Linked DNA regions of Mus musculus: region 1 is linked to region 2. Evidence: chromatin loops called from intact Hi-C (ENCODE). Cell type or tissue: heart. All regions are shown on one strand.

Region 1 (2,500 bases), 220 kb after region 2:
AACAGACCAGGAAGTAAGAGAGTCCCCAAGAACCCCATCCATGTCTGAGGACCATTTTAGGAGACAGCTGCTTGAAACCGGTTCTCACCAGAATTCCTTAGGCTGGGGGAGGGGGGAGGGGCGGGGAGAGGGGGGGGTGGGGTGGAGCCCCGGAGGATTTGCTTTCCTTTGGTCTCTGTCTTCCTCTTCCTCACTCCTTCAGGGTTCTTTCTTTGGAGGGAAATACATTTGCAGCAGGCTGGTCACTGGCTACCCGTGATTCCAGGATGCTTTCTGAGATATCTGCACAGTGCGCATCTGCTTTGTCCCAGAGCCTGGGTGATACTCTGAGGCTGGGGAATCGGACCTAAGATCTAACTGAGGCCTTACTTGTGGACCAAAAAAGCACATTAAAACAGACCAGGGCATCTTTCCCTCTGCCAGCATCCTTTCTGGGTGCCGGTAGGATTCTGAAAGCGTTCTGCTTTCTAACTCAGATGGAAGACCTGAGATCCGCCCAGCACTGGTTCCTTTTATGCTGAGTCAGTTTTTATAAACACTGAGGAAGCATTGTGTGGGCATCTCAGGCATTTTGATGCTAATGATTTAATCTCCCTTTGGCTCCACTAACAGCTGGGGCCAGACATACCATGCTGGTGGCTTAGAGACCCACTGGCAGGTTTGCCCCAAAGGGCCAGGAGGTTGGCACCCCCCCTCCCTTCCCAGTGCCAGCCTTTAGGCTGGAGGAAATGCAGAGGCTGGTTGCCTTTTCTTTATCTCAGTTTCCTTTGGCCATCCCATCAAGAACGGCAGCAGCAGGAGGAGGGTTCATTCATGTGTACCCATGAATATGTTGCAGTCTTCACCTCTGCTGGGTCTCTCTGAATCTTGTTGAGGAGGTCTGTGGGGGCGGGTGAGGGCAGGGCCTTATTTAGGAGAGGGAGGCCCACTGCAAACTCTGTGGGGATGTGTTGGCAAGGAAGGGAGGGGAGACCAGACAGGGACAAAGGCTTACACCAACATGAACGACTTTTTGCAAACAGGTTGATTCTCAGCAGCTTTATCTACCTCATTTTGCTTATCATGAGCAACTGTCTGCTACTTATCCATTCTGCAAGAGGATCCTAGGGCAGCTTGTGGGGAGCAGGTGCCACCCCAGCTTCTGGCTCTGAACTGTTCCAGGTCACGTTTCTTTCTTCAGTTCTACTTAGTGTCTGTGTGCCCCGCCCCCACCCATGAGCAGACCACCGAGGAGAGGAAACGGTTAACATTAGGAGACACTAAAGATACAAGTGTCACCTACAGTCCTGAGGGCTGTGATCCAGGAACCAGGATGAAGGGAGACTGCCACCTACGGGCCAGGTTCCAGGGATGTCCACGTGTGGATTCTAAGGGACGCAGAAGGCCTTCCAGGAATGGTTTGCTAGTTGCTCTTTCTGCCAACACACTAAAAACAAAACAAAACCAAAAAAAAAAAAAAGTGATTCATACAAAGAGGCATTTTCTTCCTGATTTGCAAAAGAAGTTTTCCCACAGGCATGCCATTTTTTAAAGCTAAGAGCTGTCTACACCTCTGAACTCATCATCCAAATTCAATAGAATGAGGTGGGTGCTCCCAAGCTTCTGGCCTGGGGTACAGCTCGGTGGGTAGGGCACTTGTCTGGATCCTCAAAACCTTGAATTGAATCCCTAGGACTGAAAACACAAACAGCCAATTGCACATAATGGAGCAGCTGTCCACTGCTGTCGGCTGTGAGGGTCCGCGGAGGACCCTGATCCAGCACAGCGCCTGGACTGTGTGGCTGCTTGTAGGAATGAGTCCCTGTGATGAATCAAAGACAAACAGCATCTTGCGGCACCATCCCAAAAAAGTAGCAGGAGAAATAAGGATCAGACAACTACCGACTCCACGACAGTAGAGTAGTAGGGTGTGAGGGCCTTGGAGAATGGGCATGGGAAAAAGAAGGGTTGTCTCTCAACGTAGAGAAGAGCTTTACATACAGTAGAGCCCTTGAACTCGGAGCTAGACTGTTGGATGAGGTTAGCTCTGCTCCCAAAGTGAGAAAGAAAAGTCACAGAATGTGAGCGTGGGCTACTGTGTTACGGCGGTCCCAGTGTGGATTATACCACTGCCCTTTGTTATCTAAGAGCAGTGTGTTTGTGGGCATCACACCCCACCATTCCACAGTCTGCCGTTATGTAATCAGATCTGACTCCACACTATCTACTCAACACTGAATGGTTAAACAGCCTGCTCTTGTTGCAGAGAAGGGAGGAATCCAGGTGTTTGGATGAGGGAGTGGTTCTAGTGTTTCTTCGTGGTTTTGAGTGTGTATGATGTGGGTACCTGAAGTCGTGTGTAAATGTGCATATTATGTGCGATGGGAAAATTAAGGGAAGATCATGGTTCTCTTCTACCAAGCCAAAAGATTTAGAGGCTGTGGCCAGCATGGCAGCTCATAGAGCAGGCCAGACTCATCCCTACAGCCATCCCTGCATCCCAGGGTCGTCCCAGAGCCAT
Region 2 (2,500 bases):
CTTGACAGTCAGATAGAGAAACTGTCCTTTGGGAAAAATTTCCAAGTCTTTTACATATGAGGGTCCGTTTTGGTGTTAAAGGGTGCCCAGTACGCCAACAACATTGCCATTTTACTTTGTATCCACTGAGAGAAGGAAACAACCCATAATCATAGCTATAAACGGAACCAATGGCATCTTAAATGCCTTCATGGGTGAACGAGATGTTTTTCGTCTCAGCTGATGTTGGAGGACAGCGGCAGACCTTTTGTGATGGCTGCCCTAAACCCAGACGGAGAGAGCGGACTTAACCGAATCCTTAAGAAGTCTATCCTTAAGCAGGCTGAAGAGATGGCTCAGCGGTTAAGAGCACTGGCTGCTCTTCCAGAGGCCCTGAGTTCAATTCCCAGCAACCACACATGGTGGCTCACAACCATCTGTAATGGGATCCTAATGCCCTCTTCTGGTGTGTCTGAAGATAGCTACAGTGTATTCGTATACATAAAATAAGTAAATAATTCTTTAAAAAAAAATGAAGTCTACCATCACAACAGGTCTCCTCCTGGTTCCCACCCTCTCGGATCTCCTCCTTTTCATCCCCCACCCTCTCACAACCTCCCACTGCTGCTTGGCAATAGCACCACAGGAGGCAACTGTTATCCTTATAGTAAGGTAGTGATGTCTTGGCCTTGAAACTTTTTTGTGTGTTTTTTTGTTTGTTGGTTTGTTTGTTTTTTGTTTGTTTTTGAAACTTTTCCTCCCCATAGTTGTCTCTGGAAGCTCAGTAACTGGGGTGGGGGCGGGGATAGTGGGTTCAGTGAGACAGACCAGCAACTGCTTTGAGTCGCCAGGCTGGGCAAAACTGAGAGATGAGCCCATCCCCTATCTTTGGACTTAAATCTTTTCTGGTTTGACTTTGTTTACTTACTTATTGTTTTGTTTGTTTGTTTGTTTTGTTTTTAAAAAATGTGTGCGGGTGCTTTGCCTGAGTGTATGTATGTATACCACATGCATGCAGTGCTTGAGGAGGCCAGAAGAGGGCGATAGATCCTCTGGGTTGGACAGCTCCACCCCTGCAACCCCTAAACCCAGAAGGAAGCTCACCTGTAGTCAGACCTCTAGGTCTTGCCAGCCTAGTGAGGGCAGCAGGATGCCAGCGAGCGCTCAAAGCCCCAGCCACCTTCAGAACCCTGGCTCCCAGGTACCTGAGAAACCCAAGCCTGCAGGCAGAAGAAGCCAAAGGAGGAATTTCTATTGGTTACCTCTGCAGACCTATACCTGGCCAAAAGAAGTGTTTAGTTGACAGCCTCATTTTCAAGCCCACTGTGGCTGGGTAGGCCAGGAAGTCCTGAGGAATGGTGTCAAAGGCCACTATTCTCCTAAGCAGACCAGGCCATAGAGGTTGAGACCAGAGCCCATAGTTGAACTCTAATTTTCAAAGGCTCACCCCTAGTGACCCACTTCTGCCAGCTAGGCCTCACAATCCCCCTGGCTGGGGGGGGGGGCAGATACTCAAATCATGAGCTTGGGGGTACATTTCAGAGTTAACCATATAACAGAGCTATGTTAGAGTCACTTCAGCATGACAGAAAACATACGTGACTCCTCCACCTAGAATTCTGCCCTCTTACCCTGTATAACTTAGAAGGAACAAAACAGCATCCCACTCTGACTACCCAGTCCAGTCAGTGCCCAGAGTCTGTGTCCCTTGACCCCAGGAGAGGCTGTCTGTCTAAGGCTTCCCTGGGGCCAGAGGCATAGGCTGTAGGCGGGGCTTGGGCTGCAGGAGGACCAATCACGGACAGCACAGATGTGCAAGAAATCCCACTGGACATCAGGATCTCTAGCAGAACCCAGAGCTGGACCCTGGTAAAGAAGACGAGGTCTTCCCAGAGTGCACCCCCAGCTCACTATGGGAAAGGAATACAAACAGGTTAGCTCACAGGAGTGCTGGCTGGACAGAAGGCAGGCTGTCTTGTAGCCAAGAATTTTTAAAAAGCAGAAGGCACACTGAATTCTGCTAACTCAATTGTAACATTTTCTCCGCTCTTTGCAGGGAGACATACTCCGCATCGTATATCGTGGTGGCCATGACTGCATCAGGCACTGGCAAGGGGCTCATGTAAGTAATGCCACTTTCTATGGCTCCCATCGTGAGGTGCTGACTGTATAAAAGGTCATAGATTGCTTTTGGTGGCATCTCAGGACAGGGCCTGATGCCACCTGAGTGGCATCTCAGGGTGGCTTAACAGTGGACAGTTTCTTTGCCCAGAGACATCACAGGGTGGAAGAGCTCAGTGGTCAGCATCCCTCCTTTCTCCCCACCCTTCTCATGGCTACTTGGCATCTGCTGTGTGTGCCATACAAAGACAATCACACACTGTCCCTCGCTGGCTGCACGGAGCTTCCAGTCTGCAGGACAATAGCAACCATGGCTCTTAGCAAGGAGACCTCAAGTTACTGACCAGAAACAGCTAAAGCATGAAGAGCCAGTGAGCAGCTAGGAGATTGATAATGGCTG

The links. Peaks named below come from ENCODE experiments on the same cell type or tissue, not always from the same donor. Only the 100,000 strongest peaks of a DNase experiment are listed, where the experiment ranks them.
Region 1: it touches region 2 in a loop (4-fold over the local background); 9 of 42 quality-filtered maps call a loop at or near these places.

What each region holds. Positions count from the first base shown.
Region 1 is chr10:42,069,644-42,072,143 of GRCm38, reverse strand. It overlaps Gm40630 (a long non-coding RNA gene), which reads left to right. Exons shown (of 5, transcript XR_871601.1): 3 at 1-2,500. It overlaps Gm51798 (a long non-coding RNA gene), which reads right to left. Exons shown (of 3, transcript XR_003948997.1): 2 at 1,283-1,426. Among named protein-coding and RNA genes, the nearest start is that of Gm40630, 11 kb to the left of the region's middle. In heart, a CTCF peak has its summit at 1,332 (motif pointing left); no DNase peak of the experiment used is centred here; H3K27ac peaks cover 378 bases.
Region 2 is chr10:42,290,081-42,292,580 of GRCm38, reverse strand. No RefSeq gene overlaps it. Among named protein-coding and RNA genes, the nearest start is that of Foxo3, 15 kb to the right of the region's middle. In heart, a CTCF peak has its summit at 1,004 (motif pointing right); no DNase peak of the experiment used is centred here; H3K27me3 peaks cover 47 bases.